2 separate regions of the Homo sapiens genome follow, and region 2 is linked to region 1. Evidence: chromatin loops called from intact Hi-C (ENCODE). Cell type or tissue: endothelial cell of umbilical vein. All regions are shown on one strand. Each heading gives the region's core, and the rest is flanking DNA. Links, peaks and the distances in the headings are about the cores only. Region 1 holds the start of BTN2A1 (butyrophilin subfamily 2 member A1). Region 2 holds the start of BTN2A2 (butyrophilin subfamily 2 member A2).

Region 1 (14,834 bases), core at 6,835-14,834:
TCACGTTTTCCACCTCCACCTCCCAGTAATGTTTCCCTGAAGCGAAGCTCTCCCGGCCTAGGACACAAGGCTGACTGTCGAATCTCTCTGGGTTGTCAGGCACGCTCTCCCCTAGGTGCCTGAAGGGGCACCTTCTCACACTTCTCCGGTCCTCTGACAGGAAGAGATCGGGATGAGCGGTGTCTGGATCCAGGACCACATCAACTGCAGAGGAAGTCTCAGGTTTAGGCCTGGGGTCTCAGGAACCCTGGGGATTGTGTGGTTCCTGATCCCCAGAGAGGTCTCAGATATCTCTGAAGGGATCCCCACGTAGTGGCCACTTCCATGAAGGCTCTCTGATCCTAGGCAGCTCACACACTGAGAATTACTGAAGCTGCACTTCTGTCTCTCCAGAGACAGAAGCAGTTCTCTCAGTTTGAGAAGAATTGGAGCTCTAAGAAATCCGGAAAGTTTAGCAAATGAAGTAAAATCAATCATTCTTATACTTTCTCTCAGCATTCTAAGATGTGTTCCCTTTTCTATCCAAGACATATGATCTCTGGCCAGGCGTGGTGACTCACGCCTGTAATCCCAGAACTTTGGGAGGCTGAGGCAGGTGGATCACCTGAGGTCAGGAGTTCGAGACCAGCCTGGACAACATGGTGAAACCCCATCTCTACTAAAAATACAAAAATTAGCCGGGCATGGTGGTGCACACCTGTAATCCCAGCTACTCAGGAGGCTGAGGCACGAGAATTGCTTGAACCCGGGAGGCAGAGGTTGCAGTGAGCCCAGATTGTGCCATGGCACTCCAGCCTGGGTGACAGAGCAAGACATCATCTCAAAACAAAACAAAACAAAACCCCAAATGAAGACCTATGATCTCTGGGATTTTCTTTACTTAGAAACTTTCCAACTTGGCTTAAACCAGCACAAAGGCTTTATGTCCTGCTCCTCCTCTCCCCGGTGGATCAACTAAGGTGAGTCTTTCCCTTCACACTGTCCTGGAGGATAAAGGGTCTCTTCATTGGTCCTATGTGTTCCTTTTACCAGATCACAACTGACTTAAATGACTAACAAGGGCACCCTTCAAAAAATGAAGAAGGAGAATAAATGTCCCCAAAAGAAAACCTGTTGCCTGAGGGGTCTGTGGGCAAATGTAGGGAGTAACTATTCCCATCCAGTTTTGCTTCAACAACATGGGTCTGATGTCTTCACATATCACTTCTGTAGGTACAAGAAATGCTCCAGACTCCGGGCATTCTGCAGACCTCTCCCATCTGTATTTATTCTTACTTATTCAGTCTACTTTTCTATTGTGTTAAAATGATTTCCTCCATTCCCCAAGTTAATATGTCTGGCTGTGACAATTTGCTATTTTGTCCCAAGTTGACAGTGGCAATTTTGAAATTCACCTAAAGAGGAAAGGTCCATGTGCCATGGTATCTGGTAAAGCTTGGATTCTGTGGTGCTTATGGGCAGAGGGGCTGAATCATAAGATGAAAAGTGCTCACTGGGAGTGGGCAATTGGGTTCTGTGCTCTCCCACCCACCTGAAATCCCTCCCACGGCAGGCTATACACAAAGTATTAGTGTTCTCTTAAGAGCAGAAAGGCATTTCTGGCCACCTATTGGTACACCCTTATGTCAGGCTTACTAGGGACCCTCCTGGCCTCTTCCCTACATGGGTCTTCAACTTGGCACAGTCTACACCATCCCCAGGATATAAGCTGCTAAGATAGCATTGTCTTTTTTCAAATTCATCCAGGATCAAAGAACAACAACTACTGAAATGTAACTCTTAGGAAGGCTACTATATATGGGACACCTCTGGTAATCATGCATTAAATTACTCCAAAAGATAAAGGATCCTGGGATGTAAACCATAGGGTGGATTGAGAGCTGCTGGGATTCCCTGACAGAAGAGACATGATGCATCATTGCTGGGACACTGTTGATGAACTGACCCCCGTTCCCTGCTGTCCCCACCTTGCCCTGGGCCCCTTGCTCATCTCCTCTAAGGAGTCCTGTTAGCTGGCTAGTGTGGAGAAAGCTGAGATCTGAGGGAACATCAGAGGCACTCACCAGCATGTAAGAATGTTCTTCTCCATCCTGCAAGGGACAGACAGAGACGAATGTCATGAGATGTTGCTGAGCAGAACTCAAATTGTACATGTAGTTAAGGAAAGGCTAAACTTACGCAATTCTTCTTGAAGTTTCTCTGAAAAACAAACAAAGAAAATCATGTCTTTGACAGAAGAACTAAAAGAAGTTGGGTTTTTAGTAAACAATGCAGGAACCGTCCTTTCTATGAACAGCAACATCTCCCTTCCCTCATGCCTAGGGCACTGTCAGAAACCAGAAATTATGTATGATCAGGTGGCTGGGTAGTACCAGCACATTGTTACACTTGCTTTTGCTCAACCATTTAGTACTTTATGTAGCCAGATGAATGAATGCAAGGTGGGCAGAGTGAAAGAATGAAAGCTCTGAGAGATTCATTCCAAGGACATGAGAGTTCCAAGTCCTTGCTGCTGCTGTGCATTTCCTCTCTCTTCTGTATGCTGGTACCTGGGAGAGCTGTGTCCTTTCTATGGTGGTGAACTGTCCTTCTACTCTTTTTCTTTTCTTTTTTTTTTTAATTAAACAGGGTCTCACTTTATCGCCCAGGCTGGTCTCGAACTCCAGGGCTCAAGTGATCTGCCTGCCTCAGCCTCCCACAGTGCTGGGATTCAAGCCATGAGCCACCATACTCAGCCTCTTTTACCTTTTACTTGAAGTTCTTCCTCTTTTTGCACACGTTCTTTCTCCAGTTCCTTTAGAGCAATTTCTCTTGTTTCCCGTTCAAACTCCTTTTCCCCTGACAGAATCTTTTTTTCCTTTTGGAGTTTGTTGATCCAATAGATGCATACGGCAATGGGTATCATCAGAATAACCACAATGATAGGCAGGGCCACTGCACAGGGAGACACACTGGGCATAAAGGATTCTGAAAAGGCAGCCAGAAATATCCACTTAGTTTGAAACAGAACATCTGGGGTAAGAGTGCCCCTAGGAGCACACTTGAAGAGCTCCTCAGCCACCTGCTCTCCTGCTTTCTCCCTCAGAAAACTCAGATGGAGAAAGTGATGCTGGCTCACACCTGGCTGACACCTCAATGGCTTCCAGGGCCAAGGCCCAGAGGTAGCAAACCAGTCACCATGGGAAGGACCAGGATGAATAAAGCTAACCCGTCATGCTGAGTCGGCACAGCCACCACCCTGCCTCAAGCTACCATCACTCACGCCTGGAATACTGCGGTGCCCTCCTTCTTATTCTGCCCTTACCTTCTGTAGTCTATTTTCAACAGACCAGCCCTAGTGTGATCATGATACTTCTTAGCTCAAAACCTTCCAACGCTTTCCACGTCACTCGCCCTAAAAACCAAAGACTGTTTGTGGCTTACAATGCCATGTTTAATGTGTTTTCATTGCCTCTGTGAATTCATCTCCTTTCACTTCCTGCACTCACTCCATTTCAGCCACACCAGCATCACCTTCTGGGGGTCCTGGAAACTGCCAGAGATGTTCCTTCCCCAGGCCCTTTGCATATGCTCTTCCTGTAGCTGGGTTGTTCAGTCCTTAAGCATCTGATGACTCCTTGCCATCAGATGGGATGGCTCAATTCCCATCTTTACAGTGAAGTCTTCCCTGACCATTCTGTTAAGAATTGCAATGTCTCACATTGCCTCTTTATTCCTTCCTTGCTTAATGTTTCCTATAGATGTTCATTACCATCTGATAGAATATATGGTTAGCTAACTAATCACTTTTTGAGGGAAGAGTTCTTAATATAATTTGTTCAATGATTTACCCTTGGTAGAACAGTGTTTTGAACATACGATATGCTTCTTGACCATTTGTTGAATGAATTGTGAGTGTGTGTCTATAGGGAATTTCCACAGCTCTGTCCTGTGGAAAATCCCCTGCACAGGAAGGGATGGCTACAGCATACAGGAACACCAAGTGTAGAGAGTCACTTATCCACACCACCCTCCATATGTTATGGTTGTTTTCAATGTCTAAAAATTGCTGGCCGGGTATGGTGGCTCACGCCTGTAATCCTAGCACTTTGGAAGGCTGAGGCAGGTGGATCACTTGAGGTCAGGAGTTCGAGAACAGCCTGGTCAACAAGGTGAAATCCCCATCTCTACTAAAAATACAAAAATTAGCCGGGTGTGGTGGCGTGTGCCTGTAGTCCTAGCCTTCGGGAGGCTGAGGTATGAGAATTGCTTGAACCTGGGAGGAGGAGGTTGCAGTGAGCCAAGATTGTGCCACTGCATGCTAGCCTGTGTGACAGAGCAAGAACTTGTCTTAAAAAAAAATTGCAGCAGTGTAAGGACCTTATTGGGGGGAAAAACAACAACAACAACAACAACAACAACAAAAACAGGTTTACCCTCAGAGAAGAGGCTCCTACTCCTGAGTTTTGGGACACTTTGATTCTCCTTTTGTGAGAAGCGGAAAGGCTTCACTCAGCTGCAGCCTCCAGGTCCTTAGGGCCCAGGACTATTTCACCCACACTGCTGCCCCCATCCCCGTTCTGGGCTCCATCTGTGTGCTGAGGATCCCCCATGCACTCGACGAGTCTCAGAGGGCAGAGAACTAACCTGGAATAAAAATGACACTTTCTTTCTTCTGGCCGAGCAGGGTGTTGTTGATAGAGCAGGACATGTTCCTCACAGACTTGTCTCTGATGATCACAGCCGTGGTGACCATGAAGAGGCCGTCTGCATCAGGCATGGAGACCTCTTTCAGGGCAGGCGCAACCCCACCGTAGGGGTCCCTCCACACTGTGAGGGGCTTTGGGTACCACCCTCTAGATATGCACTCCAGCCGGATGCCCCCGTCTTCATGGCCCCTCATTGAAATGAGGGGCTTAGAGCCTAGTCCTGTGGAGAGATATCAGGGTTCAGGCAAAAGTCAGTGCCTTTTGCATCTCTTCTGTGCCTATTGCATCTCTTCTGTGAAGCTAGAAAGTAAAGGTAAAAAAGAGGGAGATAGGAAACAAGAAATAGGAAGGAAGAAAAAAAGGATGAGGGTAAGGAAGAAAGAACATTGATGTTGGAGAACACCAGCAGGCCAATGGGCCACATAAACTGTGAGCTCTCTAAGAGGAAAGGATCCCATTGCACCCTTTTCTTTGCGGTCCACCTATAGGCCCCATCACAGCACCAAGCATCTATCTGTCTGCCATAAATGCTTGTTCAATTTATCCTGCCAGACTAATTTTCTCACTTTGAGATGGGTGTGTCGACTCCAACTTCAAACAGGCAGGTTTTGGATTTCACTTTCTGCTTCTGGGACGACTTCTCAGTAGACCTCAGCTTCCAGAAGCTCTAGAATAATAACGAGAAGGACGAAAGTCTGCCAGGCGGGCAGAATCCTAAGAAACCTTTTGATCCAAAGACATTGACCCTTCTGTCTAGTTCAGAACTTCACATAACCACCGCTTTCTACCACCCATAGGAGGTGATGGTTTTTAGGAGACTTGACAGATCTAGCCTGCAAATCCAACTCTAATCCTAATTCACACTGTTTACCTCCCAGAGGCTCCATCCATTAGGCAGTATTGCTTTTGTTGTTTTAGGGACAGGGTTTTAGCTCTGCTGTCCAGGTTGGAGTGCAGTGGCAAAATCATAGCTCACTGTGCCTTGTACTCCTGGGCTCAAGAGATCCTCCTGCTTCAGTCTCCCAACTAGCTAGGATTACAGGCATTTTCCACCATTCTTGGCTAACATGTTGCCCAGGCTGGGTGATTTTCTTATAGTACTTGGAGAACATCAACTTATTAGAAAGATCTGGATGATCCAGGGACTAAGATAACCATACCACTTTTTCAATATCAGAGATCATCACCAAAAATCCTAAGAAACTAGACTCACCCTAACTACAATCCATCTTTAAATGAATCTTCCATAAGAGTGAACACCAGGTATGAAAGAGCTGCAAAAGCGTGGTCCTGGGAGACCTTTCAGCCATGTGTGACCATCTAAACTTCTTCTGAGTAATTCCTTTGTAAAGTCTCCCAAAGAATTTTACCAAAGACAGGAAATTAAATCAATAACTTAAGTCTGGTGCTTTGGCTCAATTTAATAAAAAAAAATTTTTTTTTTTGACACAGTCTCACTCTATCGCCTGGGCTGGAATGCAGAAGCATGATCATGGCTCACTGCATCCTCGATTTCTGAGGGTCAGGTGATCCTCCCACCTCAGCCTCCCAAGTAGCTGAGACTACAGGCATGTGCCACCATGCCCAGCTACTTTTTTTTTGTATCTTTTTGTAGAGACTGGATTTTGCCATGTTGCCCAGGCTTATTTTTATTTATTTATTTATTTATTGATTTATTTTTTAGACAGAGTCTTGCTCTGTAGCCCAGGCTAGAGTGAAATGGTAGGATCTCAGCTCATTGCAACCTAGGCCACCTGAATTCAAGTGATTCTCTGGCCTCAGCCTCCCAAGTAGCTGGGACTACAGGCATGTGCCACCATGCCTGGATACTTTTTGTAATTTTAGTAAAGACAGGGTTTCACCATGTTGGCCAGGCTGGTCTCCAGCGCCTGACCTCGGATGACCCACCCGCCTTGGCCTCCCAAAATGCTAGGATTACAGGCATGAATCACTGCACTCGGCCCAGGGTCACTTTAATTTTTATCAAGAGATAAAACTACTTGTACATTTAAAGGCTCAGTGGAATAAGAATTAAAATAACTCAGCAAATTGGAAAACGAAATTCTTCAAAACATTCTATGAGGTTCAATACAGGCAAGCATGACAAAATAGATTTAAGGGCAAAATCAGCCACCAACCAACCTAACAAAGAGAATACAATGAACAAACAAACAAAAAGTCCTAAGCAATCCAATTCAGAGTGGGAAAGGCCAGGCCACTGTCAGTTTTATAGGCAAAGAATGGCAGATTCCTGCCGCGCAGAAACCATAACTGGTCAACCCTGGAGTGCTGCTATGAACACAGTCATGATGCAGGGTCAAGAAACCCTCCTTCCATGATATTCTGCTTTAATCAGATGCAAGGTTGCCTTTGTGTGTAGCAAAGATGGGGTCTCCTACCTGTTATGATTTGAGGCCCCCAGGGAAAGACCCAATTCCCTAGTCCTCACCTCCTCTGTCTGGTCTGATGGAGTGAAATGCCACCACAGATTATCCTGCACCTTAAAGGCTTTTTCAGTCCTCAAATATATCTTTTTTGTTGTTGTTTAATTTTTGATACAGAGTCTTGCTCTGTCGCCCAGGCTGGAGTGATGTGGTAAGATCTCGGCTCCCTGCAACCTCTGCCTCCTGGGTTCAAGCAATTCTTGTGCCTCAGCCTCCCAAGAAGCTCAGATTACAGGCACACTCCACAAAGCCTGGCTAATGTTTCTGTATTTTTAGTAGAGATGGGGTTGCACCATGCTGGCCAGGCTGGTCTCGAACTCCTGGCCTCAAGTAATCCACCTGCCTCTGCCTCCCAAAGTGCTCGTATTACAGGTATGAGCCACCACGCCCAGCCCAAATATATCTTTTAAAGCATAATACACTAACCCCAAAACTGAAGTAATCACTTAATGTCATTTTAACAAATTCCTAGAAATCCCAGTTTAAATGCATTTTTATGTGGAAGGCTTCCCTATTACCTCCCAGCAAAATTCGTAGTCTTTCTCTATGGAGTTAGCAGGAACTATATATAATTTTGCTTCTGTATTTCGTCTTGGTTTAATAAAACCATCTATTTACAATAAGTCACTCTCTCTGCAATCAGCATTTTGGGAAAGATGAAGTAAAGATTAATATTTATCAAGAAATAAGATTTGATATGTTGTAGTTCTCTGGGTAATCAGTTTATTCCAGTTGTCTTGGAACAATTATTGACAGTGTCTCCTCTCACTCTCAGAAGTGCAACCTGGGAGGCAGAGGTTGCAGTGAGACAAGATCGTGCCAGCGAGGGTACAACAGAGCAAGACTCTGTCTCAAAAAGAAAAAAAAAACCCAAAAGAAGTGCACAGTTCAATCCTAAGGCAGGTATAAGACTTCTCTTCCGAGACTGACCATTTTCCCCTGCTCACGGCCTCAGCTGAATTCTGCATGTGCTTCTCAAGAAGTGAAGCCCTTAGCTTAGCAGGGCAAACCCACTCATGTGTCCCTTGTGCAGGAGGAAGGATTTTTCCCTGGAATTCCGTTTCCACAGGGAGAGTGGAAAAGGGAGTCCAGACAAAAATTTGCTGGTCTGCAATGGGCCTGAGGTTAGGAGAGAAACTTTCCCCAAAGTCACACTGTGCCAAAGTAACAAAGCAAAATGAAGCGACGCACCTGCCACTACGAGGTGCAGGATGGCCTCATCGTAGGACCTGCCTTCTTGGAAGTAACAGCGGTAGGTGCCGTTTTCCTGGGCTGTGATGTTGTGTATGACCAGGGCCACGCTGCCCCTGCTGATGTCTTTGCTCACAAAGGTGGTTCTTCCTCGGTACTCCTCCATCTGCTCCTCTGTTCTCTCTCTGCCACCTTTATACACAAACACTGCGGGGGAGAACTGAGACCGGAACCACCGCACCTCCATGTCCTCAGCATTTTTCTCGGGTGACAGATGGCAGCGTAACGTAGTGTTTTCTCCAACCGTGGCCAAGATGGGATCAGTGGGCCCCACGACAATAAACTGGGCTGTTCAACAAAGGGGTAGAGTCAGACAAAGACACCAGCCATCACATCTCTAAGGCAAGAAAGGAAGCAGATATTCTAGGGACAAACTTATTTTTTCCATGGCCATAGGGTCTCTTTGGGCTGAGAAATCTGGGGACCAGTAGCTGTGGCTAGTCGACAGCACCCCTGGGAGCAGTAACTATAAAGTGTGCTTCTGCTTCATGAAGGAAACCCTGAGGAACCTGCCCTGAGCACCCTCTGTCCACCCTGTGCCCTTGAGGGGATTTTCCTCGATTTCCCAATCTAGTGCTGTGCCTGAGTGTACTGTAAACTTGAGCCGTGCAATAGGACACATATCCACTAGCTAGTTCCAACTGAAATGAGCTGTAAGTGTAAAATACACACAGGATTATGAAGATTTAAAATTTCAAAATGTTGACTATCTCATTGGTAATATGGTATATTAACTAAGTATTTAAATATTCGTATTTGATTATTTGGGGCGAAACAAAATATAGTATACAAATTTATTTCATGTTTCTTTTTACTTTTTAAAATAAAAAGTAAAATTTAATTTTTTTTGAAAATTTGCAATTGTACATGCACTCGGCCTTTGTGCCTCACTGTATTCCTTTTGGACAGTGCTGGTATAAATTCAATGAACATGTTCAGAATGAAAGGGTAAGTCAACAACTCCACAGTCCTTCTTTCTTTCCCTTTGCAGACTACAGGGTTGATGTTCCTTTCTGATAGGTGACAGCAGCAAGTGGCACACATCCCTACCTGAGACCAGTGCACACAGGCTGAGGAGGAGGAGGAGGAGGGAGGCTGGCCGGGAGAAGTGCAGGGCAGCAGCTGATTCCATGAGCACCCAGAGCAGGCAGGGACAGGAGGCCTAGGGTTACAGAGGAGAATCAGCCTAGGAGTCTTGGCACCTCAGTGCTGGTCGGGCCCAACCTCTCCCGTCACTCAAGTAGGTCTCATCAGTGCCCCAACTTCAGGGAGTCCCCTGCATCCGAAGGCTCAGGTATGTCCCGAGAGAGGGATTCCTTAAACATTCCATGAAGTAAGCCATCAATGCCAAGATCAAGGGGGCCTTTTTCCGCCCTCCTCGGCTCACTTCTCTGGCCAGAATGCAGTTTCTTCAGTTGTCGCTGGATTCTACCACACCCTCCTCCCTTCACTTCCTCCTCCCCGCGACCCAGGCCGGGCAGCCTGAGGCAAAGACAGGCGAGGCCGCGCCTCCCCACCGGTGGGCTTTCCCTGTCCCAGGACCCCGTCTCGTGTCCACAGCAGACCCCGCTTCCCCCACCTACTGTGCCCACCCCGGAGCTGTAGCGCCTCCCCTCCGTTTCCTACCTTCTAGAATTAAACGTTGCTTTTTCTTTTCTCCGCTGGTTCTCGACGATTCTCCAGTCGTCCCTCTTCTCTCCAATCTGCCCAGGGGCACAGGCACTACTAGACACAAACCTTCCCAAAAGAGGAGAAAAAATTGTTCTTCCCCTTCTCCTAGGTCGCCATGTTTGGAGATGCAGGAAACGAAATCTGGTCTCCTGGGCTTCCACAGTCCCAAGAGTTCCCTAAGTATTTTAGAGCCCAGGATTGGCCGGGTGTGAGTGAACCAGCCAATGGTGTCGAACCTTATTTCTCAGCAGTTGCTGGGTAGAATACACCGAATCACAAATTTCAAGCAGCAAATAACCTTTTGAGATTATCGGGTCTTTTTATTTCCTTTTTCTTTGTTCGAAAGCAAGACTCTCTCTCTCTCTCTTTCTCTCTCAAGACTCTCTCTCTCTCTCTCGCTTTGAGATTCCTTGGGGAGATTCCCTGGGGTTTGTCACTGAGGTCGGTGGCTTTGCTGGTGTCCACAAGGAGAGGCCTCTCTATGTAGAGGGCAATTTTGCTGGGGAGGAAACATGAGCAGGAAAACGTAAGCCGCCCCCTTTCCAAAGCCAGAGGACTCCTGTTCAAGTTGCTGGCTTTGGAGGTTGGGCCTGGAGCGCAGGAGGGCTTGGGGGAAGCTGGCATGGCTGGAGCGGGAGGGGTAGCAAAGGAAAGGAGACAGCAGTTGCAGTGGCTGTTATGAAGGCCTTGCCATTCATTCCAAAGCTATCGGATAAGAGGTGCTGAGAATCCTGACTGAGGATCAAAAACCTTTTCCCTCAGGGAGGTGGCATTCTGGTGGTGGCAGAAGATGGAATTGAGCAAAACTTTCTAGTTGTCCTTCACCTTCTAGATAGTAGGTGGTCAGGTTGGGTCCAAGAGCCACACACAGACACACACACTAGCACACATACCATCCTCCCGTAAACATCATCCCTCTCCCAAAGGCTCCAATCTTGTAATTGTAAAGATATCTTCCAGAATAATCTTCCCGAGGCCCAGTTGTCAATATTCCCCTCAAGTGTCTAAATGCTTAGTCTGGAGGCCTCCAATTCCCTTCTGATTCAATTCAAAACTTTGCAGTTAATACGCTAGCAATGGCTCCACAGTGGCCTTGCATCACAACGTTGCACTCCCTGTGGCCAGTGCTCCTTTTCCCATGCCATGGCTTTCATTTCAATTGCTTGCTCCATCTCTGCCCCGTGAAATCCTGCCCAGCCTTCGTGCCTACTTCCTCCAAGAACAACTCTGAATGTTCCTGCCTGAAGTGTTCTCGGCCTCTTCTGACACCCAAATCTTTTGCTGTTCCCACGTCCTGTCTTGTATTATTGTTACTCAGGTATCCACTGTGTCTCTGCTGTGACAGGAGTACCTGCTTCTCAGGACAGACTTCTGCAGGATGTGATTCCTCTCACCTTACAGGGCCCAGCTCTAAGCTCTAAGCTCTGCTCTTAGCTGTTGTTCAATGCATGAGTGACATGCTCAGGGTAAGGTCATTCCCACCACATCATGGCCCAGTTCCTGGAGTCATTTGGCACCAGAGTGCGAGAGAGAGGTGCTAGCAGGATTAAGCCACTCTAGGTCAGGATTTCTAGGACTGGAAAGGAGGAACCAGTAGGTTCCTTCTGCAGAGAAAGCTCTTTGATGAGAATAAGCTAAAGAAAGCTCTGAGAACTCTTTTTTCCATTGGACTGACCCTTAAACTGTCTCTTTCTCATACAGTAGTCTCACACGTCACCTGATGTTTCTGGATTATAATTCAAATAAGATTCTGGGTTGAGTGGCTTATGAGGGTAAATACATCAGTATTAGAACTGTATGTATATGAATTCCAAACAGGACTGGGCAGCTGTTGAGAAGAGGCAGAAGAGAAGGATGAAAGGGTCTAACAGCATGGCCAGCCAGGATGAGATCTGACTTTATATTTTTTTACCTGAAGAAATAAGGCCCAGGGCTTTGAAGTAGCCCTTTTGCCAGAAGCATCCAGCTAAGCCAGGCTTCAGCCTCTGCCAAAGTTGATCTGAGCTAGAGGGAAACGTGTGTGTTCTGAGAAGGAAGAGGATCAGTTGACGATGGGGTAGCTTAGAAAGAAATCAGGCTCTACTGGGGTGTGCCCGGTTAGATAGTAACAACCTAACCCAATCATGCTCTGTAGTGGGAGGGATAGAGACAGGAAGGGTCACGTTGGCAAGGTTCTTTATGGACCTGCCAACCCTGGAAGAACCAGGATACAGGGTAAGCATTGATTTCCTTTTGCTTTACAATAAACTACAGTCTGTGAAGGTAATATAGCTGTGTCATCTCCAGCTATGGAGTACTCCCAGGGGAGGCCTAGACATGTTGACATACAGAAAATCCATTCCTACTCTGCCCTGTTCAAATTCTAGATTCCTGACTCACAGAATCACTGAACATATTATAATAGTTGCATAAGCTTCTGAATATTAGGACTACAAGCAATATTAACGAGTACATTTATCTTGCCTCAAAAGAACACATTTTTTCAAAAAGAAGAAATGATACTGGGCTTCTAAAAGAACCAAACGTGAGAAATTTGCCTAAACTCTTTCCATCTTGTAGCCTTCTCTCTGCTCATCTGCTTTGGTCTTCTCTGCAATCCACCATTGTTTAGTCCACACCATGAATGGAGCATTTCTTCCCACAGCTCCCATGCACATCTGCTACAGGAGTAACTAGCCACATGTCACTTGGTCCTCTGGCCTAGCCTGGGTCAGGTGTCCATCCCAGACCCAGTCCATGTGGTGAGGCTGCAGGGCCATGTGATGTGGGCATGTATTGGAAGAGAAGAGGTCACTAATGCTAAATGTGGTACAGCGAGGGCAGAGAGACCTTGAAAGGCATTCACTATATTCTCAGAGGCAGAGCCCTTATAACAGACGCTGTTGATGCCCCATCCCATATTCTCTTGGCCTATCACAGTTTGCCAATAGCTGAGGCACAGTTTTCTGCAAGGATGACAACCTTTCCACCTCCAGTGAGTATCTCCCTTCTCCTTTGCCTGTGAGCTTTATCACACCCGTGATAGTTGCTTTTCTGCAGTTACATAGCCCAATCTTAAAGTGCATTAGAATTAACACTCCCAGGCCAACCTTCAACCAATTCAAGCAAAGGAGGATGGGAAGTGGAGATAAAGTCCCAGGCCCTGTAGTCCTTAGGAAGATTCTGAGCTATATCACACATTTCATATGGTTTCTTAGAGAGTCCTAAAAGGGATTCAGCCAAGTTATCCACATGGTAACTGACTCATGAGTGAACCCTTTATCCCATTTGTCATGTAATTGGCTTTTTTTCATTTCTCAATTTGTTTCTGCACTTGTGTTTCCTGGAATCACTTCCCAAATCAGTGTGGTGAGCTGAATAGTGCTCCCCGCACCCACCCTTTGAGCTATATTCACTATGAAAGTTATGAAAAGAATGTATAACACAGTAAAATGAATTTTACACAGAATTAAGGTTATGGACCTTAAAATAGAGAGATTATTCTAAATTGTCTGGGTGATCTCAGTTTAATCATAGGAGTCTTTAAAAGTAAAAGGCAGACTGAGCGTGGTGGCTCATGCCTATAATCCCAGCACTTTGGGAGACCAAGGTGGGCAGATTGCTTGAGCTCAGGAGTTTGAGACCAGCCTGGGCAACATGGCAAGACCCTGTCTCTACAAGAAAATACCCAGGCATGGTGATGTGGCTCTGTGCTCCCAGCTGCTTGAGAAGCTAAGATGGGTGGATTGCTTGAGCCCAGGGGACAATGTGGTGAGCTGAGATCACGCCACTGCACTTCAGCCTGGGTGACAGAGCGAGTCCTTGTCAAAGAAGAAAAAAAAAAAAAAAAGAAAGGAAGGAAAAAAAGGAGAAGGTAAAAGAATCAGAGAGACACAATGGAGAAAAAGACCTAGGAGATGAGCCTCAATGCGCTGTTGCTGCTTTGAAGATACAGGAAGGGAGCTAGGAGCCAGAGTGTGGCAGCCTCTAGAAGTGGGTACAGCCCTTAGCTAAAAACCAGGGAACAACTGGGACGTCAGTCCTATAAATGAAAGGAACTGATTCTGCCAATAGTCTGAATAAGCAAGGAAACAGATTCTTCCTTAGAGACTCCAGAAAGGAATCCAGCCTGCAGACACCTTGATTCTAGCCTGGTGAGATCCCTGTGGGACTTCTGACTTCTCACCTACAGAACAGTGAGATAATAAATTTGTGTTGCTTTAAGTTCATGAATTTCTGAAGCCAGGCGCGGTGGCTCATACCTGTAATCCCAGCACTTTGGGAGGCCGAGGTGGGTGGATCACAAGGTCAGTAGATCGAGACCATCCTGGACAACATGGTGAAACCTCGTCTGCACTGAAAACACAAAAAATTAGCCAGGCGTGGTGGCACGCACCTGTAGTCCCAGCTACTCGGAAGGCTGAGGCAGGAGAATCACTTCAACCTGGGAGGTGGAGGTTGCAGTGAGCTGAGATCGTGCCACTGTACTCCAGCCTGGGAGTACAGTGGCACAATCCAATCTCAAAAAAAAAAAAATGTCTATACATTTCTGGTAATTCAGATGGCAACAACAGAAAATGCATCCAATAAGGGTCTTGTGAAAATGCTGCAGTGAGGTAAACTGAGACTGTGGTGAGTACAGTGGGTGTGCAGACTACTGTGCTGAGTAGACACCACAGTCTAGAAAAAGCCAAGCTGAGGAGTAAGCATTATTAACACATTTATTGAACAACTAGAACTTGACAACCACTTGCCAAGTAGAGGGGATACAGTGGTGAGCAATAATAGTGATGATAATGAG
Region 2 (15,011 bases), core at 2,853-10,852, 75 kb after region 1:
TCCTGCCTCAGCCTCCCAAGCAGCGGGGATTACAGGCGCCTGCTACCGCACTCGGCTAATTTTTGTAGTTTTGGTAGAGATGGTGTTTCACCATCTTGGCCAGGCTGGTCCTGAACTCCCGAACTCATGATCCAACCACCTTGGCCTCCCAAAGTGCTGGGATTGCAGGTGTGAGCCACCGTGCCCGGCCGCTGTCTCTCTCTAGAATATGAACTCCTTGAGGAGAGAAATTTTGATATATTTTGTTCAATTATTGACCCTTGGTTTCCTGTACAGTCTTAAACATAAGAAATGCTTGTTGAACATTTGTTGAATACATTTATGAATGTCTCTTGATAGGGAATTTCCCCAGCTCTGTCCTTTGGGAAGTCCCATAGACAGGAAGGGATGGCTGCAACATACAGGAATGCCAAGCATAGACAGTCACCCACCCACACTACTCTCCAGGTTTGATGGTTGTCCTTAATATTTTACAACTGTTGCAGCATAAAGACCTAATCAAGAAAAAAAAGACCAGGTTTACCCTCAGAGAAGAGGCTCCTACTCTTGTGTTTTGGGACTCTTTGAATCTCCCTTTGTGAGGAGGGGAGACGTCTCAACTCAGCTGCAGCCTCCAGCTCCTCAGGGCCCAGGACCATTCCACCCACACTGCTGCCCCCATTCCCGCTCTGGGCTCCATCTGGGTGCTGAGGATCCTGCATACACTTGATAGGTCTCAGAGGGCAGAGAACTAACCTGGAATAAAAATGACAGTTTCCTTCTCCTGGCCGAGCAGGGTGTTGTTGACAGAGCAGGACACATTCCTCACATACTTGTCTCTGATGATCACAGCTGTGGTGACCATGAAGAGGCCGTCAGCATCAGCGATGGAAACCTCCTTCAGGGCGGGCACAACCTCACCGTAGGGGTCCCTCCACACTGTGAGGGGCTCTGGGTACCACCCTCCAGATATGCACTCCAGCCAGATGCTCCCATCCTCTTGGGCCTTGATTTCAATGAGGGGCTTAGACCCAAGGCCTGGAAAGGGAGACCAGGGCTCAGCCAAAAGGCAGTGGTATCTTAGCCCCTACTGCACCTTGATGGATGGTTGCTAGAAAGACCCTTGGTTTTGGAGAACATCAGGAAACCAATATGCAAAATAAATTGTGAGATCTCAAAGAGAAAGGATCACATTGCACACTTTTCTTTATGCTCCACCTGAAGGCCCCATCACAGCACCAAGCATCTATCTGTCTGCTATAAATGCTTGCTGTGCAATTTATTCTGGCAAAGACTAATTTTCTCACTTCCAGGAGGGTGTGTCCAAATTCTCAACAGGCAGGTTGAGAATTTCACTTTCTGCTCCTGGGATGACTTCTCTGCAGACCTCAATTTCCTGAAGCTCTAAAATAATACACTAATGACAGAAACCTATCAGGTTGGCAGAAGCTTTTTTTCCTTTCTTTCTTTTTTTTTTTTTTTTGTAGAGATGGGGTTTTGCCATGTTGCCCAGGCTGGTCTCAAACTCCTGAGCTAAGGCAATTCACCTGTCTTGACCTCCCAAAGTGCTGGGATTACAGGCATGGGCCACTATGCTCAGCCTTGGCTAAATCTTAAGAAACTTTTTGAACCAAAGTCACTGACACTTCTGTCTAGTTCAGGGCCTCACATCACCATGGCTATCTACCTCCATAGGAGGTGATGGTTTTTAGGAGAATAGACAGAACTAGCTGGCAAAGCCAATTCTTATTCTAATTCACAGTTGTTTACCTCCCAGAGGTTCCATCCAATAGAGAATTTTCTTACAGTCCTTTAAGAACATCAATGTATTAGAAATATCTGGATGCCCCTGGGATCCTTAAGATAACCATATTGCCTCCTCAATGTCAGAGATCATCACCAAAAATCCTAATAATTCAGGCTCATCCTAAATATATTCTATCTTTACTAGAACCTTCAATGAAAGAGAATACCCAGAGTGAGAGAGCTGCAAAAGCATGGTCCTGGGAGACCCTTCAGCCATGCGTGATCATCCAAACTTCTCCTGAATAATTCCTTTGTAAAGTCTCCCAACAAATTATGTTAAAGAAAGAAAATTAAAGCAATCACTTAAGCCTAGTGCTTTCTGCTCTGTTTAATTTTTGTCAGGAGAAAAAAGCTAGTTGTGCATTTGAAGGCTCACACAGAAATCCTGAATTAGAAAAGAAATTAAAATACCTCAGCAAATTGGAAAACAAAGTCCTACAAAACATTCCATGGGTTCAATACGGGTAAGCATGACACAATAGATTTAAGGGAAAAATCAGCCACCAACCAATCCAACAAACAGAGTACAATAAGCAAGCAAACAAAAAGTCCTACAGCAACCCAATTCAGACTAGGGAAGGCCAGGACAGGGTTGGTTTTACAGAGAAAGAGTAGTGGGTCCCTGCCACATACAACCATTCATTACTGGGCAACATTGCAGTGCTGCTGTGAACACAGTCATGACAATGGGTCAAGAAGCCCTCCATCCACGATATTCTGTTTTAATCAGATGTAAGGTTGCCTTTGTGAGTAGCAAAGATAGGGTCTCCTACCTGTTATGATTTGGGGCCCCCTGGGAAGAACCCAATTTCCTAGTCCTTGCCTCCACTGGTCTGATGGACTGAAATGTCACCACGAATTATTCTGCAACTTAAAGGCTTTTTTCAGTCCTGAAATATACCTTTTAAAGCAAAATACACTAACTGCAACACTGAGGTAATCACTTAGTGTCACTTTTAACAAACTATTAGAAATCCCAGTTTAAGTGCATTTCTATGCTGAAGCCTTGCCAATTTCTTCCCAGCTAAATTCTTAGTCTTTCTCTGTGGAGTTAGCAGGAATTATAGATAACTTTGTTTCTGTATTTAGTTGTGCTTTAATAAAAATCATCTATTTATATAAAAGTCACTCTCTCTGCAATCAGTATTTCAGGAAAGAAGAAAATGTCAAGATTAATATTTATCGAAAAATAAGATTTCATGTCATAGTTCTCTGGGCAGTTCTTATTGATTCTGATTGCCCCGGGACAATTTTTGACAGTGTCTCCTTTCACTCTCAGACGTGCACAGTTCAGTGCCAAGGCAGGCATAAGACTTTCTTTTCCGGGATTAACTATTTTCCCCTGCTCATGGCCTCAGCTGAGGAATGCGTGTGCTTCTGAAGAAGTGAAGCCCAGGCTGGGCGTGGTGGCGCACGCCTGTAATCCTAGCACTTTGGGAGACTGAGGCAGGTGGATCACAAGGTCAGGAGTTTGAGACCAGCCTGCCAACATGGTGAAACCCCGTCTCTACTAAAAAAATGCAAAAATTAGCCGGGCATGGTGGTGTATGCCTGTAATCTCAGCTACTCAGGAGGCTGAGGCAGGAGAATAGCTTGAACCCAGGAGGCAGAGGTTGCAGTGAGCCAAGATCGCACCACTGCACTCCAGCCTGGGCAACATAGCAAGACTCTGTCTTGAAAAAAAAAAAAAAAGAAGTGAAACCTATAGCTTAGCAGGGCAAACCCACTCATGTGGCCTTTGTGCAAGAGGAAGCCACTTTCTCTGTGGAAAGGGGACGCCAGATAGAAATCCGTTGGTCTGCAATGGGCCTGAGGTTAAGGGAGAAACTTTCCCCAAAAGTCACACTGTGCAAAAGTAATAAAGCAAAATGAAGTGATGCACCTGCCACCACGAGGCGTAGGATGGCCTCATCGTAGGACCTGCCTTCTTGGAAGTAACAGCGGTAGATCCCATTCTCCTGGGCTGTGACGTTATGTATGACCAGGGCCACGCTGCCCCTGTTGATGTCTTTGCTCACAAAGGTGATTCTTCCCCGGTACTCCTCCATCTGCTCCTCTGTTCTCTCTCTCCCACCCTTATACACAAACACTGCGGGGGAGAACTGAGACCGGAACCACCGCACCTCCATGTCCTCAGCATTTTTCTCGGGTGACAGATGGCAGCGTAATGTAGTGTTTTCTCCCACCATGGCCAGGATGGGATTAGCTGGCCCCACGACAGTAAACTGGGCTGTTCAACAAGGGCAGAATCAGACAAGGATGCCAGTTATCACAACTCTAAGGCAAAACAAAAAACAAAAAACAAAAACAAACAAACAAAAAAAACTCCAGGGATGAAAGGAAGCAGATATTCCAAGGCTACAGGGGTTCTTGGGCTGAGAACCCTTCTGGGGACCAGTAGCTGTGGCTGGTCGGCAGCACCAACCCCTGGGAGCAGTAACTATTGAGGCTGCTCCTGCTTCACGAAGGAAACATTGGGGAGCCCGCCCTGGGCACCCTGTGCCCCTGAGATTTTCCTCCATTTTGCAATCTAGCACTGTGCCTGAGTGTAGTGTAAACTTGAACTGTCCATTAGGGTATCTATCCACTAGCTATTTAACAGTTCCAATAAAAATGAACTCTAAGTGTAAAACACACACAGATTATAAAGATTTAAAATTTCAAAATGTCAAATATCTCATTGGTAATAGTTCTATTAACTAAGCATTTAAATATTGATATGTGATTATTTATATGAAACAAAATACATTATTAAAATTTATTTCAAGTATGTTTTTACCTTTTAAAATAAAAAGTAGAATAGGCACAGGGTCTTGCGCCTGTAATTGCAGATATTTGGGAGGCCAAAGTGGGAGGATCCTTAACAGCTAGGAGTTTGAGACCAGCCTGGGCAAAATAGTGAGACCCTGTCTCTACAAAAAATAAAACTTAGTCGAGTGTGGTGGCCCTTGCTTGTACTCTCAGCTACTTGGGAGGCTGAGATGGGAGGATCCCTTGAGCCCAGGAGTTTCAGGTTACAGTGAGTTATGATCTCATTCTCCATCTGCTTCATTCCGGCCTGGCAACAGAGCAATATACTCTCTCTTAAATAAATAAACAAATAAATAAAAAGTTAAAAAAATCTTTTTGAAGATTTGCACTTGTATATGCACTTGACCTTTGTGCTTCACTGTGTTTCTTTTGGACAGTGCTGGTATAAATTCAGTGAACATGTTCAGAATGAAAGGATAAGTCAACAACCCCACAGTTCTTCCTTCTTTCCCTTTGCAGACTACAGGGTTGATGTTCCTTTCTGAGAGGTGACAGCAGCAAGTGACACACATCCCTACCTGAGACCAGTGCACACAGGCTGAGAAGGAGGAGGAGCAGGAGGAGGAGGAGGGAGGCTGGCAGGGAGAAGTGCAGAGCAGCAGCTGGTTCCATGAGCACCCAGGGCAGGCAGAGACCAGAGGCCTAGGGTTACAGAGGAGGAGAATCAGCCTAGGAGTCTTGGCACCTCAGTGCTGGTCGGGCCCAACCTCTCCTGTCACTCAAGTAGGTCTCATCGGTGCCCCAACTTCTGGGAGTCGCTTGCATCTCAAGGCTCAGGTATCTCCGAAAGAGGGATTCCGTAAACATTCCATAAGTAAGCCATCAATGCAGAGATCAAGGGGGCCGTTTTCCTCCTTCCTCTTCCCACTTCTCGGGCCACAGTCCGGTTTCTTCAGTTGTCCCTGGATTCTTTCACACCCTCGTCCCTCCACTTCCCCCTCCCCGAGACCCAGGTCGGGACACTCGAGGTAAAGCCAGGCGAGGCTGCGCCTCCCCACCAGTAGGCTTCCTGTCTCCCAGGTCCCCCTCTCCTCTCCAGAGCAGATCCCGCTCCCCGCACCTACCGCCCCCAGCTACCGCCCCCACCCCGGAGCTGTAGCGCCTCCTCTCCCTTTCCTACCTTCTAGAACTAACCTCTGTTTTCTTTTCCCCTCTGATCCTCACATGACGATTTTCCGATACAACTCACCCATGGGCACAGTCACCACCAGACAACAAAGCATCCCAAAGAGAAGAGAAAAGCTGTGTTCACCTCCTATTAATCGCGATGTTTGGAGTTGCGGACTCGGTATCTGGGACCTGTTCTCTGGGTGTCCAAAAAGTCCCAAGATTTCCACTGAGCAGTTTAGAGCCCAGGATTGGCCGAGTGAGGCTGAACCAACCAATGGTGTCTCGAGCCTTATTTCTCAGCTGTTACTAGGTAGAATACACACACAAAAACCCCCCAAAAATCTCAAGCAGCAAATAACCTTTTGGGATTATTAGGTATTTCTATTTCCTTTTTCTGTCTTTGGAAGCAAGACTTTTTTCCTTTATTTTCCTTTCTTCCTTCCTTTCTTCCTTCCTTCCTTGCTTCCTTCTTTCCTTTCTCATTCTCTTTTTCTTTCTTTCTTTCTTTCATATGTCTCTCTCTCACTTTATTCTTTCTTTCTTTCTCGCTTTCTTTCTTTTTTCTTCCTTCCTTCCTTCCTCTCTCTTCCTTTCTCTCTTTCTCTTCCTTCTCTTCTCCTTCCTTTCTTTCTTTCTCTTTCTTTCTTTCTTTCTTTCTTTCTTTCTTTCTTTCTTTCTTTCTTTCTTTCTTTCTTTCTTTCCTTCTCTCTCTCTCTCTTTCTTTCTTTCCTTCCGTTCTTTTACAAAGCCTTGAGATCCCCAAGGTGTCAGTGGCTTTGCTGGTGTAGACGAGGAGAGGGCTCTCTATGTAGAGTGATTTTGCTGGGGAGGAAACATGAGGAGGAAAACATAAGCCGCCGTCTTTCCAAAGCCAGAGGACTCTTGTTCATGTTGCTGGCTTTGAAGGTTGGGCCTGGTGCGCGGGAGGCCTTGGGGGAAGCAGGCATGGCTGGAGTGGGAGGGGTAGCAAAGGAAAGGTGACAGCAGTTGCAGTGGCTGTTATGAAGGTCTTGTTGTTCACTCCAAAGCTATTGGATAAGACGTGCTGAGAATACTGAGTGAGGATTAAAAACCCTTTCCCACGGGGAGGTGGTATTCTGGTGGAGGCAGAAGATGGAAGTGAGCAAAGACTTTCAGTTGACCTTGACCTTCTGCCAGTAGGTGGTGGGGTTAAGTCCAAGGACCACACACACACACCAGCACACATAACCTCCTCCCCATGAACATAATCCCTCCCCCACAGAATCCAATCTTGTCATTGTATAGATATCTTCCAGAATAATCTTCCCAAGGCCCAGTTGTCAATAATCCCCTCAAATGTCTAAATACTTAGTCTGGAACTGGTGCAGTGGCTCACACCTGTAATCCCAACACTTTGGGAGGAGGAGGCAGGCAGATCACTTGAAGTCAGGAGTTCAAGACCAGCATGGCCAACATGATGAAACCCCGTCTCTACCAAAAAAAAAAAAAAAAAAAAAATTAGCTGGGTGTGGTGGCACATGCCTGTAATCCCAGCTACTCAGGAGGCTGAGGCAGGAGAATGGCTTGAACCTGGGAGGTGGAGGTTAGGGTGAGCTGAGATCATGCCACTGCACTCCAGCCTGGGTGACAAAGTGAGACCCTGCCTCAAAATAAATAAATAAATAATAAAATATACACAAATAAATGCTTAGTCTAGAGGCCTCCAATTCCCTTCTGATTCAATTCAAAACTTTGCAGTTAATACACTAGCAATGGCTCCACAGTGGCCTTGCATCACAACGTTGCACTCCCTGTGGCCAGCGCTCCCTTTCCCATGCCATGCCTTTCACTTGAATTGCTTGCTCCATCTTTGCCCCTTGAAATCCTGCCCAGCCTTCGTGCCTACTTCCTCCAAGAACAACTCTGAATGCTCCTGCCTGAAGTGCTCTCGGCCTCTTCTAACACCCATATCTTTTGCTGTTCCCATGTCCTGTCTTCTATTATTGTTATCCAGGTATCAACTGTGTCTTTGCTGTGACTGGAGTACCTGTTCCTCAGGACAGACTTCTGCAGGATGTGATTCTTCTCTCCTTACAAGGCCCAACTCTAAGCTCTGCTCTCAGCTGTTGTTCAATGCATGAGTGACATGCTCAGGGTAAGGTCATTCCCACCACAGGATGGCCCAGTTCCTGGAATCATTCGGCACCAGAGTTCGAGAGAGAGGTGGCAGCACTATTAAGCCACTCTAGATCAGAAGATCAAGGACCAGGAAGGATGAACCAGTAGGTCCCTTCTGCAGAGAAAGCTCTTTGATGAGAATAAGATAAAGAAAGGCCTAAGAAGTGTTTTTACTATTGAATTGACACTTGAACTGTCCCATTCTCATACAGAAGCCTCACTCATCACCTGATATTTCTGGATTATAATTAAAATTGGATCCTGGGTTGAGTGGCTAATGAGGGTAATTATGTCAGTATTAGAATATTCCAACCAGGACTGGGCAGCTGTTGGGAAAGGACAGAAGAGAAGGATGCAAGTGTCTAAGAGCATGGCCACCCAGGATGAGACCTGACTTTATATTTTTATTTGAAGAAATAAGACCCAGGGCTTTGAAGCAGCTTGTGCAAGAAGCATCCAGCTAAGCCAGGCCTCAACCTCTGCCAAAGTTCATCTGAGCAGGAGGGAAACATGTGTGTTCTGAGAAGGAAGAGGATCATTTGGCCATGGGGTAGCTTAGCAAGAAACCAGGTTCTACTGGGGTGTGCCAGGTTAGATAGTAATGATCTAACCCAATCATACTGTGTCCTGGGATGGAAAAAGAGACAGGAAGGGTCACTTCAGAAAGATTCTTTATGGACATGGTGTACCTGCCAATCCTGGAAGAACCGGGACCCGGAGTGAGCAATGATTCACTGTTGCTGTGCAATAAACTCCAATCTTTGAAAGTAATATGGGTGTGTCATCTCCAGCTATGGAGTACTCCGAGGGGATCCACAGGCATCTTGGCACACAGAAAATCCATTTCTACTTTGTCCTGTTCAAATTTTAGTTTCCTGACTCACAGAATCAATGAGCATATTATAATGCTTATGTAAGCTTCCAAATTTTACAACTGCCGCAATATTAACTAGTACATTTACCTTGTCTCAACACAACAAATTTTTTCAAAGAGAAGAAATGATATTGGGCTTCTAAAAGAAACAAACATGATAAAATTGCCTAAGCTCTCCATTTGGAGCCTTCTCTCTGCTCATCTGCTTTGGTCTTCTCTGCAGTCCACCATCCTTTAGTCCACAGCATGAATGGAACATTTCTTCCCACAGCTCCCATGCACATCTGTTACAGGAGTAACTAGCCACATGTCACTTAGTCCTCTGGCCTAGCCTGGGTCAGTGTCCATCCTAGACCCAGTCCATGTGGTGAGGCTGCAGGGCCATGTGATATGGGCATGTATTGGAAGACAAGAGGTCACTAATGCTAAATAAATGTGGTGCAGGGAGGGCAGAGAGACCTTGAAAGGCATTCACTATATTCTCAGAGGTGAGCCCTTATAACTGATGCTGTTGATGCCCCATCCCTTATTCTCTTGGCCTATCACAGTTTGCCAATAGCTGAGGCACAGTTTTCTGCAAAGATGACAACCTTCCCACCTCCAGTGAGTATCTCCCTTCTCCTTTGCCTGTGAGCTTTATCACACCCATGATAGTTGCTTTTCTGCAGTTACATAGCCCAATCTTAAAGTACATTAGAATTAACACTCCCAGGCCAATCTTCAAACAATTCAAGCAAAGGAGGATGGGAAGTGGAGATAAAGTCGCAGGCCCTGTAGTCCTTAGGAAGATTCTGAGCTATATCACACATTTCATATGGTTTCTTAGAGAGTCGTAAAAGGGATTAAGCCAAGTTTTCCACATGATAACTGACTCATGAATGAACTCTTTATCTCATTTCTCATGTAATTGGCTTTCTTTCATTTCTCAATTTATTTCTGCACTTGTGTTTCCTGGGATCACTTCCCAAATCAGTGTGGTGAGCTGAGTAGTGCCCCCCCCCGCCCACCCTTTGAGTTATATCCACTAAGAAACTTATGAATAGAATGTATAACATGGCGAAATGGATGTTACACAAAATTAAAATTATGGACCTTAAATTAGAGAGATTATTCTAAACTGTCTGTTGGACTCAGTCAAATCACAGGAGTCTTTAAAAGTAAAAGGCAGACTGAGTGCCGTGGCTCATGCCTATAATCCCAGCACTTTGGGAGACCAAGGTGGACAGATTTCTTGAGCTCAGGAGTTTGAGACCAGCCTGGGCAACATGGCAAGACCCTGTCTCTACAAAAAAAATACCGGGGCATGGTGATGTGGGCCTGTGGTCTCAGCTACTTGGGAAGCGGAAGTGGGTGGATTGCTTGAGCCCAGGGGACAGTTTGCAGTGAGCCGAGATCACGCCACTGCACTTCATCCTGGGTGACAGAGCGAATCCCTGTCAACAATAAATAAATAAATAAATAAAAGGAAGGAAAAAAAGGAGAAGGTAAAAGAATCAGAATGATACAATGGAGAAAAAGAACTAGGAGAGGAGACTCAATGTACTGTTGCTGCTTTGAAGATGGAGGAAGGGAGCTAAGAGTCAGAGTGTGGCAGCCTCTAGAAGTGGGTACAGTCCCTGGCTATAAACCAGGAAACAACTGGGACCTCATTCCTGTAAATGAAGGGAACTGATTCTGCCAACGATCTGAATAAGCAAGGAAATAGATTCTTCCTTAGAGACTCCAGAAAGGAATCCAGCCTGCAGACACCTTGATTATAGCCTGGTGAGATCCCTGTGGGACTTCTCACCTACAGAACAGTGAGATAATAGATTTGTGTTGCTTTAAATCTATGAATTTCTGGTAATTCAGATGGCAACAATAGAAGAGGCATCCAATAAGGGTTTTGTGAAAATGCTGCAGTGAGGCAAACTGAAACTGTGGGGAGTACAGTGGGTATGTAGACTACTCTACTGTGCTGAGTAGACACCACAGTCTAGAAAAAACCAAGTTGAAGAGTCAGCATTATTAACAAATTTATTGAACAACTAGAACTTGACAAGCACTTGCCCAGTAGAGGGGATACAGTGGTGAGCAATAATAGTGATGATAATGAGGAGCAGTTTTCCCTAGCAGGCAGCAGTTGAAAGGAATATGGGTTTAACATCCACCAATGACCAGGAGTGGACAGATCCTTTTCCAGGAGACTGAGTCCATAGTGGGATTAAAAACATCCCTGTAATTCTTCTAGCTTCCTTCATCCAAATTACCAATATTACAGAGAATCTCTAGGGTATTTGCTCTGCCTGGAAACCTTGACTGAAGGAAGGCTGGCTCTGGCTGCACGATCACTTATCACATTTGTTGGGTGGGAACACATCTGTGCCCCATTATTAACTGAGTGTGGCCTCTAGTCTCTTTCAAAGTCACATGCCCTGTGGGAACTGCAACGTTATTCTCTCAACCAAGACACTCTGCAGAGCCAATCCAAGGAGTGCTGGGTCTAAGGCTCTGATAATCAGCTGGGAAGGAGTCCATAGGGGTCTTAACTCCACAACCACTCACAGTGATCTCGATCCTGGAGCTGTCCTGGGAAGGGAACCTCAGGGCTACATGTGGGCTCTTCCCATGCAGGAAAAATCAGGCTGGAAAAGAACGGGCAATTGGCCAGGGACTGAAGCTGAACATCTCCCAACTGCACAAATTACCGTGTGAGTTATGTAAGCTACTTAATGTTGCCCTGCCTCTGCTTCCATACTTGCCAAATGAGACTACCTGACAGGGTGTTGTGAGGATTAAAGGAGTGACACCCACCAAAGCTCATAACACAGCACTCAGAACGTTTTAAATTCTCCATTAATGTTAGTCATTGTTGTTCAGATCCCAGCTCTGTTGTTCACTATTCCTGTCTGCTTTGTAAAGTCAATACACTTTTCTACACCCCAGTTTCCTTATCTGTATAAAGGGGCCAATAAGGTGGCACCAAACTCAAACAACTGTCCTATGGAATAATTGAATGAATATCAGTAAAGTGCTTCAGTGTGTGCCTGTAGCTTTATGGTTCTGACTGGCTGTTGTGGAGGGTGAGACCCTTAGCTCCAGGCTGGGCAGGGAGAAGCAGAGATGTTACTTCAGCCTGAGGCTCCCCACTTTCATTAGCTAAGCCTGGGGTCAGTGGTATCTCCAGGGAATGATCAGGCACTAGGTCGGGATCGGGGGAACTCTCTACTTTTGGTATTGGGCAAACGGTCAGGGCAGTGGGCTCCAAGGTCAAAATTCTGAATACAGGATACAGAGGCTCAGAGGAAGAGGCGTGCAGAAATGTGTAGATATGAGATCCATCCGTGGCATTGTAGAACGAGATATGTCCAGTCTCATAGTCCAGGATGACCCCCACTTTCCTAGGAGGCTCAGGAAGTTTCAGGTTGGTTCTGGGCTCAGTGAGAGCCCGATACTTATTCCCATCAGTCAGGCCCATAGTCCAGTATCCGTTCTCCGGTGTCATTTTGACCCAAACTTTTTTCCTCTCCACGTTCTTACTACATACCCCAATATGCCACTCTTTTCTGTCCCCCACTTCCACCTCCCAGTAGTGTCTCTCTGACATGAAGCTTTCACAGCCAAGCACACAGTAACGCCATTCAAATCTCTCAGGGTTGTCTGGTAGGTCATGGGGCTCCTCAGCACGCTGTACACTCCTCTGGTCCTCAGAAACAAGGAGGATGGCATTTGCCATGTCTGGATACAGAATTACATCTGCTGCAGAGAGTTTGAGGAGGTGTCCATGGGGTCAGCCATTTTTCCTGGATTTAAGAGCCACAGCATGCAAGGCTTGGGCCATGCTGAGGAGGTCCTTCCAGAACCCCGTGTCCCTAGCCTGCCCTGAATGTGATTCTCTCATCAATGTCATTGGTGAAAGCCCCAGGGGTCTAGTGACCAGAGGGGAAATGAAAGTAAGGTCAGTATCTGCCTAACCCAATACCCTGATGCGGCCCCAAGAAGCAACAAGGATCCTCTTTCTACATTTTTGTTGTTTCCCTCCCCACATTGATTCTGCCCACTGATGCTTTATACTCAGAGGTTAATTTTCTTTTCTTTTTTTTTTTTTTTTTTTTTCTTGAGACAGAGTCTCGCTCTGTCTCCCAGGCTGGAGTGCAGTGGCGTGATCTCGGCTCACTGCAAGCTCTGCCTTCCGGGTTCATGCCATTCTCCTGCCTCAGCCTCCCGAGTAGCTGGGACTACAGGTGCCCGTCACCATGCCCGGCTAATTTTTTATTTTTTGTATTTTTAGTAGAGACGGGGTTTCACCGTGTTAGCCAGGATGGTCTTGATCTCCTGACCTTGTGATCCGCCCTCCTCAGCCTTCCAAAGTGCTAGGATTACAGGCATGAGCTGCTGTGCTGGCCCTCAGAGGTTAATTTTCAATCTTCACTCGACCACTCGTGAGCTAAATGAGTTCCCCTTTTCTGCAGTCTATTTTTCCATACATCCAATTTATTTAACAAGGTGGAGCCTCATCTGAAGCATTTCCTCACCTGAAAAATGGGGATAAACATATGAATCTCTAGCGCTGTAGAAGGCAATCATATTATTTACTCAGCCCACAGCAGGCCATGAAGGAAGCTCCTCATCTTCCTGATAGCTGCAAGGCCGTCTCTGTGCTGGGCTCTGTGTGGGGCCTTATATGCCCTAGATTCACTCTCCAGCCTTCAGCTTTCTCCACCCTCTTCTGGACCCCAGGAATCTGTCCTCTATGGACAGTGCCACTGGGCTCCCTTGTCCTCTGGTTTGCTGCTGTGTTTGGCCAATGGGAGGCCCTGATAGAAGATTAGAAGGAGAAAGAAAGGAGATACACACCGTTTAATTTCCTGCTTCCTCCCTGCCAGCAGCAGCTGGTGGTGCTCTAACAAGGCCCGAGGACTCTTCTCAGGAAGCTCCCTCGTTAAGCTACCTCTTTCTCTGGGTTCCAGTAATTGCCTCCCCTTTTTAGCCCTCCCAGGCTAGGGGTGGAGACAGCTCCCCACTGTTGGGAACCATGGGGGCACTGCACTTTTCCTTGTTGCTTTCCCTTAACCCTTCTTTCTGGAAACCTTGTCCAACTACCCAGTTTGAGCTCACCATCTATTTCTTGCTAGGTTTCTGCCAAGCATGTTCATTATTCCTTCAGTCTTCACCTCAACCCCCATGAAAAACAGATTGCAATCATCATCTAAAAATGTGGAGGCCAAAGCTTGGAAGCATTAAATCCTTTGAGGAGATACAGGCAGTAGGTGGCATGAGAAGCCTGGGAAGGACAAAGTTCTTTGGGCAGGCATCACCTCCTCTCCTTGGCATTTCCATCCTCACTCTCCCTGCAGTATTACTCAGTGTGTGTCTCCTTCCCTTCACCTCCACCCTTTATGCGTCTTCCTACCCACGAAGGAAGTCAAGGGAACTTTTCTGCTCCAAATCACAAGAGTTGGAGAAGAAAAAAGGAAAAAGGAATATAGTCCCTCAGGTTGTTGGTCCAGGGAACATGCAGTGATTTACTCACCAGGCTTGAAGAGGGCCATTTTTCCATTCTGAAAGGAAGGAGACACAGATAAGAAAAAGGTCAGTATTTTTGTACTTTTCCCACTCCATTCTCCTCTCACTACATGTTTTCTCTCCTTTTCTTTAGAGTCTCTTCCAGGGTCCAGCTTCCCTCCTCTACAGCTCTGATGGATCAGAGGTGGCACCTTCTCAAAAATGTCAGGCTTGGCTCCCTGTGTCATGGGGGGTGCAGGATGCATGGCCAGGCTTTACAAGGGGGTGTGCAGGATCAGGAGTTTCTCAGAGGCTCCAGAAAAGCGGAGGTGAACCCCCACCACACAGAAATTGAGTCTTTAGATTAGATCTAATTAATCCAGCTGAGAACATCCACGGGTCACAGTGGAGAAAAAGTTGAAATATTCAGGGCATGTGACCCAGCAAACTTACAGAGCATCAGGCTGACTTATTGGTATCGGACGAAGACTCCTCTCCACCTACAATGAAAGAAAGGTAGAGGTGTCACCAGAACTCTGCCTTTTCTGTGTTGGCCCCTTCCCCTTCTTTTTGCATCCATCTAGTCTTTTTTTTTTTTTTTTTTTTTTTTTTTTTTTTTTTTTTTACCATCCCACCCTTCCCCATGGTCTCCATCTTCAGGTACAATTCTTTCTTCACCTCTTCTTAATATCAAGTCTGGGAACATCGGTTGAACGCTAGTGGCAGGGCAGGCACTGTGAGAGTTCCTTCCCAATGGGGTCCAGCTCATCTGTTTTGAATGTGTACCTGGGCATAGGTGTCACCATGT

The links. Peaks named below come from ENCODE experiments on the same cell type or tissue, not always from the same donor. Only the 100,000 strongest peaks of a DNase experiment are listed, where the experiment ranks them.
Region 2: a loop joins it to region 1, with 6 times the contacts of the local background. A loop is called at or near these places in 4 of 110 quality-filtered maps.

What each region holds. Positions count from the first base shown.
Region 1 is chr6:26,453,318-26,468,151 of GRCh38, reverse strand. It overlaps BTN3A3 (butyrophilin subfamily 3 member A3), which reads right to left. Exons shown (of 11, transcript NM_006994.5): 11 at 14,737-14,834. It overlaps BTN2A1 (butyrophilin subfamily 2 member A1), which reads right to left and starts at 10,197. Exons shown (of 8, transcript NM_007049.5): 1 at 10,010-10,197; 2 at 9,434-9,545; 3 at 8,324-8,671; 4 at 4,627-4,908; 5 at 2,746-2,967; 6 at 2,179-2,199; 7 at 2,064-2,090; 8 at 1-204. The coding sequence starts at 9,515. RefSeq lists enhancers at 1,286-2,485, 10,007-10,166, 10,327-10,586. In endothelial cell of umbilical vein, for the core only: no CTCF peak of the experiment used is centred there; a DNase peak (open chromatin) is centred at 10,281; H3K4me3 peaks cover 1,037 bases; H3K27ac peaks cover 1,064 bases.
Region 2 is chr6:26,374,019-26,389,029 of GRCh38, reverse strand. It overlaps BTN3A2 (butyrophilin subfamily 3 member A2), which reads right to left. Exons shown (of 11, transcript NM_007047.5): 9 at 14,657-14,703; 10 at 14,232-14,259; 11 at 10,718-13,233. The coding sequence ends at 14,663. BTN2A2 (butyrophilin subfamily 2 member A2) reads right to left here and starts at 5,922. Exons shown (of 8, transcript NM_006995.5): 1 at 5,849-5,922; 2 at 5,115-5,238; 3 at 3,668-4,015; 4 at 736-1,017. The coding sequence starts at 5,208. RefSeq lists a silencer at 5,984-6,073. In endothelial cell of umbilical vein, for the core only: no CTCF peak of the experiment used is centred there; a DNase peak (open chromatin) is centred at 5,949; H3K4me3 peaks cover 952 bases; H3K27ac peaks cover 985 bases.